Regions from separate parts of the Homo sapiens genome. Here all the other regions are linked to region 3. A link is a loop called in an ENCODE intact Hi-C map of the cell type or tissue named here. Cell type or tissue: PC-9. All regions are shown on one strand. Links, peaks and the distances in the headings refer to the core of each region. The heading gives the core; the rest is flanking DNA. Region 1 overlaps RSRC1 (arginine and serine rich coiled-coil 1). Region 2 has its middle 120 kb from the start of VEPH1. Region 3 has its middle 9.0 kb from the start of MFSD1.

Region 1 (5,418 bases), core at 1,385-3,884, 250 kb before region 3:
TTTGTGGATCTCAGAACAAAAGAGTTTCTTGTTATAGCTTAATTTATAATGTCTTTTTATCCAATTAAATTTCTTCATAGAAAGAACATTGCTTAGGTGTAGTGTTATTAACATGCTTACACCAAAATACGCTGACATTATACCCTCTTTTTCAGACCAAGCCACCCTGGTAGAACAAGTAAAAAGAGTAAAAGAAATTGAAGCTATTGAAAGTGATTCTTTTGTTCAGCAGACATTCAGATCAAGTAAAGAAGTCAAAAAGGTAAGTTTTTATCCACCCATTATGAGTAAACCTTTGGATTCTACCTGAAGAGATGCTTTATTAATGGATTTTACTTAAATGTGTTTCTTCTAATAGATGAAGTGAAGCAAGAGAGTGTCAGCCATGTTGCTGAGAGAGAGAAAACAAATCAGGGAGACTCAGTCACTTTAATACAAGTTTAATTTGTATAAAAAATGCTATAAAATGTGTCAGATGTCATTTTTATTTTTAAATTCACCAAGAATACTAAGTAATATGTCAACAAGATAGTTCTATAACAGTAATGCACATTTCTTAACATACATGGTTTTCTTTTCAAATGTGTACATCTACTTTTTGAATTGACATTGCTAGAGAAAAGTTAGAAAAGGGCTTTAATAATAAAAACTAATACCCATATTGTCACATATATCTTCATTCTTTGCCCAGATGATTATCACTTATTTGGCTGTGGTAAAGGAGCTTTGATTGACATTTTACTTCCATTGAATATTTTATTCTTTCATTCATTAGTAGGACTGCTTTTAGGAATTAGGTTTCTATAGTAGGAAAAGGCATTCTAGGAAATACATGTATTCTTTAATAACATTCATATAATGAAAATATGGTTATAATTAACACTCTAAAATATTCTACATCCATAAATTGTATTAATGGCTGTATAATATCCTGTTGATGTCTCCTGATGGTTATTTTTCCTCTGTTATCAAATAAGTAGTTTTAACTTCAGAGATTTTAAGTACATGTTTATTATCTTTTTAAAATAAAATTTTAAGATGGAATTACTTGTTAAAGGCTAACATTGTTTTAATACATGTTTCCAAGTCACCCTCTGAAAATATTCTACCAATTCAAATTCCACCCAAAAGTTCAAAGAGATATCTGCCTCCCACAGATATCTTGGTTAACACCAAATCCTATCGGGTTTCTCATGTTTACTGACCTAATAGGTAAAAATTGGCCTGTTTCCATTAGCACTTCTTTTGTTATTAGTGAGATTAAAGTCTTTTCAATTACCATATACTTTTTAAAATAATTTATTCAGGAGAGATATATTGAGCATATACTACATGTTAGGCATAGGACCAGATAGCCCTGGATAATCTGTGGTCCTTGCGTTGCCATTTTGTTGATTTCCTTTGAACTTTTGATAGTTTGCCACCACAACTCCTAAAAAAATGGGGCTGTGAAATAGACATTCATAAATGTAGTTGCCCATTTTATTTAATCTTATTCTTACATATTATCAGGCCATTCATATATCCTAATGGAATTACTATGATTTATTTTAAAACTTGCTTTCCTAATATTTGTTTGTGAAGTTTACCCTGACATCCCAGTTTTTATTGGACTCTCTTATGATAAACTAGCATTTTCATTCTGTAGAAATGCTTATTCTTCCACAGTCAATACACTGGGTTTTCTACTAAACAACTCTTTCTCACTTGGTACTAATTGTTAATTTTTCCCTTTAAACTTATTTTCAAGTCAACGCCTCCAAGAAAGCATGCATTGAAAGGTAGGAAGTGGTGCTAACAGGAGAATATGCTATAAAGCTTCATAAGGTGGCATTTATCTTGGTGAATATACAGTAGTCTGAAGTCTTACTGGACTTTTATTAGTCACTACACTTCAAAATGATCAGAAGATCAGTGATAGTCTAACAATGAATAAATTCACACTTGACTGAAATATAGAACAAAGGGACAGTTTATTACTTTAGAAAGTGATATCCCTTCCTAGATTCTAAAATATCTATATCTGCAATATAAGGCAAGGATTCAGGATGCCCAAGAAGCTGAATTATTAATGAGGAGATTACTTAGCAAAAGGAGGTAAATTATCTTGTGGACCCTTTTATCCAGATCATGGAAGGATATGATGGACTATCCCTAATGCATAGCAAGGATTTAACTCTCTTGAGGACTGAGTTACCCATGATCCTAGTTTCAACATATTTTTCTCCTGGACAGTTTTATACACTTTGATATAAAGTTTGTATCCCTAAAAAAAGGCTTTTGTATGCTGGCCACCCCTTCAGTTGGTACCGTATTTGTTTAGCTGTGTTAATTCCACTAATTAAGCTAGGGAGCTTTTACCAGAAAAGTGGCTATTACCAGTGACATGCTAGACATTGTGTCTCCTGCAACACATATTGATTTAACTAGTTTTACTCTCTGAAATCGTATTTCTTTTGTCTGAGTAAATAGAGAATCTGATAGTCCCTGATATATCATTGAGGAACCAAGATGCAGCTTGTTTTCAAACTTAGTATGAGTTATTCAACCCTAATGTTGTTGTATCTGGCAGATACCCACCTGTGTTCAAAAGAAGGGTAAATACCCCTATGCAGCATGGTCTTTTGGCCTACTTGGAAGTAGATTTTAGTACTAATTTTTACAAACTAAACCACCAGGTGGCAGCGCTACTCAAAGCCATATATTTCATAGTAGCCATTTTGAGGTTTTGTTTTATAGTCAAGGGAAAATTTTATCTTACAGTTTTTCTCACTTAAATAAAGAAGCAATTAGTGGTTCTCTCTACAAATTTTTAATTGCCCGTTATTAAACAATAACTTCCATGCTCTGATCTAACCTCTGAGAGCTTCACCTTCTATTATGTGTAAGTACTTCTCAAAGAAATCTTAATGTACTGTGTACGTAAAAACAAGATGAGATTGCTTGGTTTATATGGTAGAATCTTATCTCTGCTACCTGAAGAGGTGGTATCCACATCTTTGATAACTAGAATAATAGCACTGCACATATTTTTAAGGCAGTTTAACATGAAAAGTGTCTCCTAGCTAAGCCCTATCATGCCATGGCTAAGATACGCAGAATGATATGCTCTTACAGTCCCCGTAAGGCAGTATAGACTACCAAAAATCAATGTCTTGAACCTCTTGGATTAGCGTATTTCCCACTTGCACTTGTGCAGAATATTGGGCTTTTTAAATGTTCTCAGTTGTGTAAAGGGTCAGTATAATATCACTTAGGGCCACAAACCATCTAGGCACAGTGTGTTGGAGACATACAAATGTTTGAGACTTGGCAAAAAAAATTGCTGACACCAAAATATGAGAATAAAGCTGCCAAAACAAATTGAATAAATATTTATTTAAATGTCTATAAAAGTTAATATTATCATTAACACTGGCATCATTGTTAGATTTAGTAGTCATAAGCATCTTAACATTTGAAAATAATTTATAGATTTCTCTTACTTTGTAAGAATTCCTAAACATACATGACTGCCCAGATATCTATCCCTCAGATATCTACCCCTTTTGTCCATGAGGGAATAAATCTGTCCTATGAATGCTGATCAGCTTCCATTAGAATAAAAATTAGAGTATTTTAATTGAATAAAACACATGCCTTAAAAAAAAAAAGTGGATCTTGATATCATCATCCCCAAAATAGCTCATAACTTGTCTCCTCTTCACAATCCACAGCCACCATTTAAATCCACATCATCATCTCATTCTTTAACTTTTATAGTAGCCCTCTGGTTGTTCTTCCTGATTTTCCTTTTGCATTTATCTAGTCCAGGACCCATTCAGCAGCCAAAACAATATTTTTCAAGAATAATTAGACTTTACTGACCATCTGACCATTACAGAATAACTGGTACCAAATTTGCCCTCCCACCATAAACAGCTATAGAACTTGACAAGATGTGTAAGACATTGTTTTCAGGAATGTAACAATAGGCAGCTCAGGAGGGTGATCCTTTGGAGAAGGGAAATAAAAGGTGAGCCCCACAGTTACCCAGCTTTCTGTATGAGGGCACTTTCCTGCTGTGGTGCTGGGAAGTGATACCCATGCAGAGTGGTGATGTGGCTGTGTTAAGGAAGAAATACCCCAAGTTCTGGCCTGCAGTGTCTCACTGTCTTTTTGCTCACTATACACCAGCCCCTCTGGCCTTTTTTCTGATCTTCAAAGACACCAAGCCCTTCTCTCTCAGGATCTTTGTCTTTTCCCTCTGGCCAGAGAACCATTCTTCCTTTTCACCTGCCTGGCTCCTTCTAAGTCTTCAGGGCTTAAATTTCACCTCCTAGAGAAGCCATCTCTAGCCACCCAATCTAAAGTAGATGTTTTTCCCTTCCTGATCCCCATCATTCTTTGTCAGCACCTTGTATAGTCCTTTATAGCACATACTACAATTTGTGATTATGCATTATTTTGGAATTTATTTGTTTATAATCTGTCAACTCCATTAGCAACATATAATTGCCACTTGGGACAGGAACCATATCTATTTGATTCTGCCTGTGTACCCAGTGCTTAGCAATTAGTAGTGCTCAATAAATACTGGTTAAATAAATGGATCTCCAACTCTAAAACAAATTAACCTAAGAACAGTTTAATTCATGCATATTTTATCCTCTGTATATTTTTCTTAGTGACATCTGTTTTTGGCTTTGTTCAGAGAAGTGAAATGTTCAGAATTATAGATAAGTTAAAATAAATGGAAATTGAAAAACAATAGGTGTGGAACAAATGGGTATAAAAAAGGCTACATAACAATCTCCTATTCATCTTGTTTTTTTTTAATTTTACTTTTTAATTTCAGCTTCTGATCTAATCCATTTCATATTATCCCTGTAACCTTACTGCTAATCAGTCACTCCTTGGCCTTCTTTCTTAGGGAAGAAGCTACTGAAATGTAACTAAGTAAGCACTACTCTGCTGGCTCCTTCAAGGCAGAAACAATGATTTATTAGTTGTATCCCCAGCACTTGGTACAGTGTATCGCACCTGGTGAATACTCAGTAAAGGTGGAATAAATTGGGAGTCTATGGTTTGCATGATGGTATAAGAAATCCTAGAGTTTTATTTTTTGCCAAAGATACATCGTACCTTTTTTTCAAACTTTTATATATATATTTTAATATTTTAAGTAGCTCCGAGACAACCTTTGAGTTCATCAACTGATGAATGGATAAATAAAATGTGGTAGATCCATACAATGGGACATTATTTAGCAATAAAGAATAATGAAGTACTGATACATGCTGCAACATGGATGAACCTTAAAAACATTATGTGGCTGGGCACGGTGGCTCACGCCTGTAATCCTAGCACTTTGGGAGGCCAAGGCGGGCTGATCACTTGAGGACAGGAGTTCGAGATCACCCTGGCCAACATGGCAAG
Region 2 (5,418 bases), core at 1,255-3,754, 1.2 Mb before region 3:
AAGGGAGCATGAGTGGGGCCCTAGGCCTCTTCTTTCCCACCCCCTGCCTACTGCAGTGCCTGACACATGGTACCTACTGAGTATATTGGGGTCATTTCAGAAGAGCACAAGAATTCAGCTGCTTATTGTGTTTTCTGGCAATTGGCTATTCTCTCATTTGGTGACTTAGTTTTATATTTCATAGATCAATTCTAGGGTGGACAGAGGAGAGTCGTCTGCCACAGGAGAAGGAAGCATCATGTAGGTTCCTGATGGAGACAGGGAGGAAGGCGGGGGGAATCCTTTCTTCTTCTTTGGGATGGGGGCAGTCACTCCATGTGGCCATCTGTGACCCAGGGCAGCGTATCACTGAATGGCTCCAGTTCTTCAAGCCTGGACAGGATTGGCCATAGTTCTTATGGGAGTGAATGGGTAGGGGAGGGTTAAGAGGAATAAAACAAAAGGTTTGGAACTGGTAACTTTGGTGTATATGTGCATGCGTGCATGCGTGTGTGTGTGTGTGTGTGTGTGTGCTGTGTCACAGAATGAACACTAGAGACTCAGGGCTGATTAACTTCACCAATCATACCCCAGAGAGGGGAAAAGCCAATCTCTCTGTGCCCCAGTGCTTTTGTCTATGGTGGGGGGTACAGGGGGTCATGGCTTCCCATGTGGAGCCCAGGCTTCCTGTCCCAGCTGGCAGTGGAATCTGCATTTCCAAGATCACAGAGACCCAGGCTCAAGCTTGGTGTTGCCACTTATAAGTCAAGTGCCCTCTGGCAAGGAACTCACTCGTTCTGAGCCTCAGTTTGCACCTGTGTTAACACTGGGTAACATACCTGTATTTCAGGGTTGGTGTCAGGGCTGGATGAGACAGCATACACAGACCATGGGCATGAGGCCCAGGCTGGGGCTCAGTGAAGAAGAAGGTGGAGTTTCATCTCAGGCTCCCGCAGTCCATGTGAACCCACGTGGACACTGCTCTATGCATATGTGGTGCTTCTCTGCTATGAAGGCCTCAGCCCCTGGGCCCCCTCAGGCCCAGCTTTCCCCAGCAAGTGTTTCTTCTGCTTCAGGAGAAGCCTGCCTTCAGGGGGGCCAAAGCCACATTGTATGCCCACTGGGTTGTCCTTTGCACGGCTTTAAGAAGCAGGATTCTACTCTGTTTCTGATATCCCATAATAAGAAATGATATATTTTGATACTTCTTTGATTTAATGGGTCTTTAGTATGCATGAGCTAGAATTTTGGAGACCATGACTATAATTTGGGGCTTGTAGGTAAGTACAGGTCGGAGGCTGGACATAATTCACCACCTCTGTGTGTCCTTGGGTCTTCCATGTGTCCCACTCATTCTTTGGCGAAGATTGCTTTAGGATGTTCTATTTGCTTCCTTATCTCCATGCCCATCTTCTGAATTCAGGCAAAGAATAATTCCACTTTAAAAGTTGCTTTAAGAAGCCACACTCCATGGATGAGGAAAATGGAGGTCGAAAGAGATTTAAGTAACACACGCAGGTAATTACAGAGGGTGAGTGGCAGATCCAGAGCAGTGAACAGACCCTGAGTTCCCAGAGTAGAATCTTTTTCAGCTCATGTTGCTATTGGCCTGCATCCGTGAGATGTTCCCGTGTCCATATGCTTTCTATACAATTCAATGTTTTTTCTTCAAATTGACTCATATTTTTATTTCAATAAATTTATCTTAAAGGGAAATTTTATATCATGACTTTATGAAAAGGCGGTATCACTTGCCATTAATAGGAAGTTATTAACTAAAGACAATGCAAAATAGTAAATGAAATTTTAACTGTATATTGTTGCCTGGGCAAAGAAAACATGCTGGAAATCCGTTCTCTTTTATTAGAAAGGATGATTGGCAGGTTTCAGGGATGTTAAAGACCTAAGAGGACAAAACTGAAACTGATTCTGGACCTGATTCCAATGCTATCTAATGTCATCAGTGAGAAGAATTTTTCTCCAATACAATCAGTAGTATAATTCTCACACTTGGAGACCACTGCAGTGGACAATGTAGCCACATCAGATCCCCTTGTTTCTTTAGAGGTCAGCAGACTCCTTATCTTTCCTTGCCCAGCAAGCTCCATCAAGAATATTAAACTTAAAAACAGTTCATAGACATTTTGTTTAGTGACCAAATACCCAATGAACGCCTGACTCCCTTTCATTTTCTCCTGTTGAAGAATACATGTTGAATTTAAGCATACATTTTCATAAATTTTCTTATGGACTATTTTTTCACCTCAGAAACAATGTCAAGGTAATTAAATTTTAAATAATAAGTCAGGGAAGTTGTTCTCAGCAATGGAAAATGCTGTGATTTAAATTGCCAATATACAAATACTTTTAGTTCTTGAAAACCACTGCCAACTGTGCCTGCCGGAAGTTATATGCTCAATAGCTTGCTATGATTGATGCAGGCATTAGTCATTAAAAAAAAAAAAAAAAAAAGGCGAACTAAGTAATTTGCATCCAAAGGATGACATCAGTAACACCATGAACTTGTTGTTCTAGAAACTGACCACTAGATGGAGAACTTGCAATTCAAAAATAAAATAACTCAGCCTCTTCGGTGCAAACATTTTACCAAAGGATCTATTGTACTTACAAACCTGCATCTACACAAGCGAGAAGGTACTACTTGCCCTGAAGATGGTATTCTTTTCTTTTCTACCAGACTTTGATATTCCTCTCCCTCTTTCCTCAGGACAGGTCACTTCTCCCCACAGTCGGTGTTTCTGTGTGAGTTCACCTTTAAAACTTTGAGCATGTCATTATTGTATTCCCAGCCCTGTAACTGAGTAGAAAAATGTGTTCCTTAAGATGTGGTCTCTTTCTTCCCCCTGCCTTGACACTACTCACTCCTGAGCACAAGGGCTTCACATCATCAAGTCTCATTCCTGAATGCGAATCCAGTGCAGCCTGCAAGAGCACCTTGATTTGTAGGAAATTTTTTTCTTCTCCATGAATTACACACCATCTTTATTCTCCGCTATGATAACAGCAGTAAATCCTCTTTAAAGTTTTTTTTTAAAGAAATTCCATATCAATGGAGTGGTTGTTCTTTTACCAACTCTTTAAATATGGCTATAATGAGATATATGAGCCCAGTTCTCAGAGTGAGGACAGGATGTAGGAGTGACACCTTCATGCAATAGGGTCTAAAACAATAGAATACATTGAGATCATTGCAGCAAATCAGTGAGTTTATTTGGAAGTTCTAATTTAGGGCTATCTCTTTCCCCCATGGCTAATGGTGTGTATGTGCATGTGTGCATGCATATGTGTGTGTGTGTGCATATGCGCGCATGTGTGTGCGTGTGTGTGTATTGGTGTGGCATAAAGGGAGAGGGCAGAAGAACTGAAACATTTACTTATTTTCTTTCTATATAAATAGGCACGTGAACAAAATCAAGCACAAAAGAGATTCTTTGTGGCTGGGGTTTCCTGGCTGCAGCCCCAGAACCTAAGAACCCAAAGCTCCATTCCCAAGTGGACTCTCCTAATTTGCTAAATAACCTTGGGCAAGTCATTTAACCTTCCCAAACCTCAGCTTCTCCATCTATAAAGGAGGATGCAGAGCGCTGTCTCTTCCCAGCTTCTCCGGGAAGTTGTGAGGATTAATGATAAGAGAAAGGCAGTCAAGGGTCTGGAGTTTCTTTAAGAAAGGTGCTGCTTACCCTTGGATGAGAGTCCTAAAAATAAAAGAATAAACACCAGCAGTCCAGGCCAAAGTCGCAAGGGCTGTGTGCCTTGTGGTTTCCACATTTTCTATTCCTCAAAGAGGGTTGGCGGGGACCAAACAAAACAAAACACCTAATAAAGCCTTTGTCTGACAAAATTCTCACTGGATTTTTATCCGATTACTCTGTGTCTATAGATGAAATAATTTTTAAACGTCCTGAAAAAACTGAAAGGAAAAAATGTCTCTGCCCAAAGACGCCAGGCATTCCTGCCTAGCCCTTCATCGCATGGAGAGGAAAGAACTCCTCTGACAATTAGCCTTCTATTTTGGTGACAGTAATTATCACCATTAGGGGCTTTGCTTTTGCTCTTATGATGAAATATATATTCATGCTGCAGAGGCTCCAATCTGAGGACTATTTGGGCAGAACCCAAAATGCAAGGAAAGGATCGATTTTAACCTATTTTAAAACATTTGATCTAATTTGATATTTCTAGTTTTCAACGGCTTACAGCAAATAGATGAAAATAAATGTCTTGTCACATGTTGTGCTGTGGACTATGCCTTTCGGTTTTCAAAGACTCCTGAAAACAGGAGGAGAATCCTCTATTAGTGTGTCCGATGCCTCAGGATTTTCCAGCTGTCGTTGTTCAAAGGTCTATCTTTTGGAGCCTGGTGGAATGACCAAGTGGATTATTTGCTCTAAAATTCTGTAAGTGATCTGTTTCTGAGTCTTTTGGCTAAAATAATAAAAAGGGATGGGGCAGAGAGGGAAGCAGCAAGCCCACACAAGTATTTGTGGGTGTATATGCATTCTTGTGCATATTTTCAGGCCAGACATATAATTCTGATTATTTGGAGAGGAGGAGTGCTGCTACTAGCCTCCTTTTGAGAAGTCTAATTCTTGTAATGGCCCACTGCATTCATGAAGGCTTTCGTCTCTAAATAATTAATTTGCCTTTATGCAAGCGTATTTGCCTCTTACAAATCCTAAAACACAACACTGAGGACCCAGGCTCAGCAAACCCGCTTTCAAGCACATAAATAATTGCCTTGGAATAATTAACAATTAACCTTGGTAAAAGGAGAGCTAAACATTAGTATACTATATTAATTCAAAACAGATATTAGCTGTTTGGTGTTAGAAAATGTTATAAACCTATATACAGTTATAAACCTACATGGTCAGTAAGTTTAGTTAGCTGGAATATGTTAACTAGTAGTTTTGATGTAAATATTTAACCCATTTGCTTCAATCTATTTCACAAGCATTTATGCAAACTGGCCTTTTTTTTTTTTTTAAATGAAGGCCCTGAAATCAAGAAGAACTGGGATTGAGACTATAAATGGCTTATCAGGGTTCCTCACTCCACCTGTAGCAAAACTCAGCACAGATGGTCTATGACAATGGATGAACAGCATATTCTTCACATGTAAAGAATTTGGGTGTGAAATACACATAAGCAAAATTTCATCCACTGGGCTGTTGGATTCATGGTGGGGAGGGTTTTTTGTAAAGAAATATACTAAGACAGACCGGGCACAGTGACTCACACCTGTAATCCTAGCTACTCAGGTGGCTGAGGCAGGAGAATCACTTGAACCCAGGAGGCCGAGGCTGCAGTGAATTGAGATCACGCCGCTGTACTCCAGCCTTGATGACCAAGTGAGACTCCATCTCAAAAAAATATATACATAATATAGTGACCAGCCTGGCCAATATAGTGAAACTC
Region 3 (5,411 bases), core at 1-2,500:
GTGAAATGCTACAACCCTTTAAAAGGAAATTTGGCAATACCTAACAAAACCATATATGCATTTATCCTTTGGTTCAGCAATTCCACTTTAGCCTGAAGACACACTTCCACCAACATAAAAATATATATTTACAAGATTGCTTATTGCAACATGAATTGGCAATCACAAAATATTGGTAACCTACTAAATACACAAATATAGAAGGGTGGTTGAAGAAACTATAGTATTAATACATACACACAATGCAGTACCATGCAGGTGTAAGAAAGAGAACAAGGAAAACCTGTATGAACTGATATGGTGAAATTCTCAGGACATATTGTTGGGCAGACAGAGAGATAACTTTTAACAGCTGACATCCATATCAGTGCTGTTTTTTGACCTAATCCAGTCATCATTTAAGTTTTTAGTACTAGAAATTTCAGGTGAATCAGGAATGGTAGAGGTGGGTGGGGAAGGTATTTTGAGCCAGGTACAACATCTATCTTTGGCTTCCACATGCCAGCCGTTCCTACATATTAATGTAGTCTATTTGGGGACTCGGGGGTCAGGTCACTTATCTGATGTGTATATACATAGATGGATAGATAAGAGACCCAAAGCAGATAATAAATACATGTGTTTGGGTTTAAGGTATATGAATTGAACCAGACACGGACTCTGCCATCTTGCAATATTCACAGACAAGTCATGCTTGAGTCTGGTAATTTCATTCACTCCAAGATTTCACACTGATCTGTTCACATGGGTGTGTGTTGATTTACATTTCTGCCTTATTTTCAGTAGTCCCTCATTGGCCTGAAAGGCTGAGTTGGTATCGTGTGGGAAAACCCTACTACTTTCCAAATTGTAAAATTTGTCCTGCTTCTGTAGAGTAATGCTCACGTTTCCCTTACCATTGCTTTTATCCCAGTGGGCTTATTTTTATTTTTTATTTTTCTTATCTTGTTCTCTTTCCTCTTCTCACTTTGAATTTCAAAGTTATCTTTGTTGCATTTATTTATTCTATTAAGATGTAGGGGCTCGTAAAAATTTCCATTAAAAAAACAGAAAGCAAAAAACAGTAGACTGGCACAGAAGAAGCCACGTGTGCTGCGTAACTGGAGGAAAAACCGTTTTTTCCTGAGATGTCTCTCTGACGCCATCTACTGACAAAGCTGAACATCATGCCAGCTGGCAAAGGAAAAATATTTTAAACAGTCTGAAAAGAATGAACTCGGACCCGAGACAGTAAATTCATAACCTGCAAGGGAAGTGCTCATATATACTTCACATAGCAATTCCTTCAACAGGTTAGTTAATTTTTTCATAAAATATGTTCTCATCTTTTGTCTTTCTCCTTCTCAATATGTAATTCACAAGTATGTGCACATTATTTTTTATTATTTATTTATTTATTTATTTGAGATGGATTTTCACTCTTGTTGCCCGGGCTGGAGTGCAATGGTGCAATCTCAGCTCACTGCAGCCTCTGCCTCCTGGGTTCAAGAGATTCTCCTGCCTCAGCAACCCAAGTAGCTGGGATTACAGGCATGCACCACCACACCTGGCTAATTTTGTATTTTTTTAGTAGAAATGGAGTTTCACCATGTTGGCCAGGCTAGTCTCAAACTCTTGACTTCAGGTGATCCACCTGCCTCAGCCTCCCAAAGTGCTGGGATTGCAGGTGTGAGGCACAGAGCCCAGCTGCACATTATTTTTTACTGCTTAATTTCTATATATTTTTTCTTGTACCAAGCTAGAGGGATCCTTTAACATTTTTTTCAATTAGAAGAATATACTATCACCTGTTCTTTCCTGACTCCCTTCACTTCTTGTGAGGAAGGAAAAATACAGCGAGTATGTTTTTACAATTGAAGACAAATAAATGTATAGATAGGTAGACGTATGGATGAATACATAGTTGGATACATACACAAAGAGAAAGAAAATAGAAACAGATTAAGAGAAGAATGCATGAACAAACAAAACATAGAGGCATACATTTATCAAAAATTGAATACTGTAGGACATAAATGTATTCATTGGCATTCGAAATTTGGGGCATTTTAGGATCACATTTCATCCAAGGCGTGGTACCTGTCTTTGTTCCCAACCCGCGAGTCCCTCTCCTCTTGATCCTAACATACCAGTTTAGTATCTTTGGGGGTAGATCATTTATCTCTATTTAATTAGTTTTCAAAACAGATGATAAGAATGTGCCTGTCTGGAGGTCTGTATAAAAGGAACTTTTTTTACTGTCTAATCTTTGTTCAGTCGTTAATTTGTATTGAAATTCCAGGGAATTATTTATTCTGCTCCTTCAGAACTCAAGTTTGCTATAAACAAATGAGGAAAACAGCAAATTATTTCCTTGGAACTGAATAAAAATAAATGTAAATGATTCCTACGCGTTTTGATGTACAAAAGTAGTCCTACCTTATCCATGGTTTTGGTTATCTGCAGTCAACCTCAGTTCAGAAGAATGAAATGGAAAATTCCAGAAGCAAATAATTCATACGTTTTAAATTACATGCCATACCGCGTATCATCATGATTTCCCAGTATGAAATCATCCCTTTGCCCAGTGCATCCACTGTTTCCACACTCCCCGCCAGTGAGTCACTTGGTAGCTGTCTCAGTTATCAGATCAACTGTTGCAGCATCGTAGTGCTTGTGTTCAAGTAATCCTTATTTTAATAAAAATGCCTCCAAAGTGCAAGAGTAGAGATGATGGCAATTCGGATATGTGAAAAAGAAGCCATAAAGTGTTTCCTTTAAGTGAAAAGGTGAAAGTCTTCGACTTAATAAGGAAAGAAAAAAAATCGTATGCTGGGGTTGCTAAGATCTATGATAAGAATGAATCTTCTCTTTGTGAAATTGTGAAGAAGAAAAAAGAAATTCATGCTAGTTTTGCTGTTGCATCTCAAACTGCAAAAATTATGGCCATCCATTGTGTGCCAAGTGCTTAGTTAAATGGAAAAGGTATTACATTTATTGGTGGAAGACATGAAGAGAAAATGTGTTCTGATTGATGGCAATGTTAGGCCAAAAAGCATTCAGCTACATGAAGACTTCAGCAAGGGATCCCCTAAAACTAGTGACATCAAGCCATTTACTGCAAGTAAGGGATGGTTAAACGGATTCAGGAGTACAGAAGGTCAATGGTAGCTTATTGCTGTCACAATGACTACATCATTCACCTCACTTCATCTCATCATGTAGGCAGTGTATCATCTTGCATCAACATAAGAAAATATGTACAATACAATATTTGGGAGAGAGGCCACATTCACATAACTCTTTTTACAGTGTATCATTACAGTTGTTCTATGTTATTATTAGTTATTATTGTTAATCTCTTACTATGTTTAATATATAAATTAAACTTTATTATAGGTATGTATGTATAGGAAAAAAAACATAGTTTACATAGGAGTTCGGTACACTCCATGGTTTCAGGCATCTACCTGGGGAGTCTTGGAAAGTGTTCCCCCAGGATAAGGCGGGGGCTAGTGTACAATAAAAAGCAGTATTTATTAAGCACATAAACATTCTTTCAGATCTATTATTCATTTATTTAAATTTGTAAACATTTATAGGGTACAGGTGCAATTCTGTTACATGCATAGATCATGCAGTGGTCAAGTCAGGGCTTTTAAGGGTATTCATCACCCAAATAATGTACATTGTACCCATTAAGTAATTTCTCAGTACAGAATTTCTCACATTCACCCTCCCAACCCTTCACCCTTCTGAGTCTCTACCATCTATCATTCCACTCTCTATGGCCATGTGTTCACATTTTTTAGCAGTCACTTAGGAGTGAGAACATGAACTCCCTAGACCTCTCAGTGGACACTTTCCTGCTATCTTGGCCACTAGTTTTGCCAGTTAGGCTCTAAAATATAAGGACAGCCTTAGACTCCTAGAGTACATATTTTTCTTTTAAAATTGGTACTTCATTTACATAATAATACAAAAACTTTTCATTCCTGTGATTACATAAGTCAGCATAAACTATTTTTCATGAGTCACTATATGGAAGTAAACCAACGTCTAATCCCATGATCCAAATCAACGCAGTTATTTTCACCAGACTTCAAAGGCTGTCTTTGCACATCTTCTATGTAGAGTTGGATGAAGCTAATATAGAAGTTGAGAGAGTCAGAATCTCTTTCTAAGGCCTTTGTATATGATGTTGTTTTTGCCTGAAATGCCCTTACTCTGCCCCTCCAACCCCCACTCCCAGTCTTCTTCATTCTTCAAGATCAAGCTCATTTTTCACTGCTTCTGGGCTCCCAAGCAGAACCAGACACTCCTCTCTTGTCCCATACTAGAAACCTGCACTGCTGGTGGGGAGAGGTGGGGGTGGGGGTAGACCGGGGAGACAAAAGAAGGCATTGAAGGGGTTTACATCTTGGCTTCCAATATGAAGGATGAAGATAAAGAGAATGTTTTGGCTCACACAGCACTCAGGAGTTGTAGGAAGTAAATGCACATGAAGACTGAATCCAGAACTTGGATTTTTAGGAGTTACCCTATTCTCTTTTCTGTCTGTGTGGCTAACTTTGCTCCAGAGGCTGCAACCACCCCCACACCTGTGAAACCAGGCTGGTCAGTCTAGTGACCTTGTGTCCAAGATGATAAAGCCTATACTTACACCCCAAATTGCTTTCACTTTCCCATCACTTGATAATTATAAAATAAGTGCAATTTGTTTGGCTAATAATAGGTCAACACAGTTAGAATGAGCAAGTTCATTGTGGACAGGAACAGGTTTTTCCACAGCAGTAAGCTTCCTTTGTTACACCACTAGGTGGTGTAACGTGCTCCTGATTTAAGGGATTCACTTATTAAGCAGTTTTCAAGCTGGCCCTGTTCTAGATGTTTGAGATACAAAGATGCACAAGACTCTTAGGAGGTCAAAGTGTGGTGTATATAGTTTCAGATTTACAGAAAAGTTGTAAGGCTAGTAAAAAGAGTTCCCACATACCTCTACCCAGACACCTGAAATGGCAACATTTTACCATGTTTGTTTTATTCTCTCTCCATATACATATATATCTAATATATGTACATGTCCTTTGACTTCTAAATATCTCAGTATGTGTTTTCTAAAAACAAGTTCCTCCTCCTCCTCCTCCTCTTCTTCTTCTTCGTCTTCGTCTTCGTCGTCTTCGTCTTCGTCTTTTCTGAATTTTGCTCTTGTTGCCCAGGCTGGGGTGCAATGGCTTGATCTCAGCTCACGGCAACCTCCGCCTCCTGGTTTGAAGCGATTCTCCTGCCTCAGCCTCCCGAGTAGCTGGGATTACAGCTATGCGCCTCCACACCCGGCTAATTTTGTATTTTTGGTAGAGATGGGGTTTCTCCATGTTGGTCAGGCTGGTCTTGAACTGACCTCAGGTGATCCATCCGCCCTCCTTGGCCTC

Evidence for each region. Hi-C counts contacts between places; a loop is a spot of excess contacts. Peaks named below come from ENCODE experiments on the same cell type or tissue, not always from the same donor. Only the 100,000 strongest peaks of a DNase experiment are listed, where the experiment ranks them.
Region 1: a loop joins it to region 3, with 21 times the contacts of the local background. A loop is called at or near these places in 37 of 110 quality-filtered maps.
Region 2: it touches region 3 in a loop (8-fold over the local background); 13 of 110 quality-filtered maps call a loop at or near these places.

Annotation. Positions count from the first base shown.
Region 1 is chr3:158,536,937-158,542,354 of GRCh38, forward strand. It overlaps RSRC1 (arginine and serine rich coiled-coil 1), which reads left to right. Exons shown (of 10, transcript NM_001271838.2): 8 at 156-262. Among named protein-coding and RNA genes, the nearest start is that of UC.134, 13 kb to the left of the region's middle. In PC-9, for the core only: CTCF peaks have their summits at 2,669 (motif pointing right) and 2,873; no DNase peak of the experiment used is centred there.
Region 2 is chr3:157,615,797-157,621,214 of GRCh38, forward strand. No RefSeq gene overlaps it. Among named protein-coding and RNA genes, the nearest start is that of VEPH1, 120 kb to the left of the region's middle. In PC-9, for the core only: CTCF peaks have their summits at 2,517 (motif pointing right) and 2,722; a DNase peak (open chromatin) is centred at 2,445.
Region 3 is chr3:158,790,362-158,795,772 of GRCh38, forward strand. No RefSeq gene overlaps it. Among named protein-coding and RNA genes, the nearest start is that of MFSD1, 9.0 kb to the right of the region's middle. In PC-9, for the core only: CTCF peaks have their summits at 1,163 (motif pointing left) and 1,368; a DNase peak (open chromatin) is centred at 1,160; H3K4me3 peaks cover 876 bases; H3K27ac peaks cover 546 bases.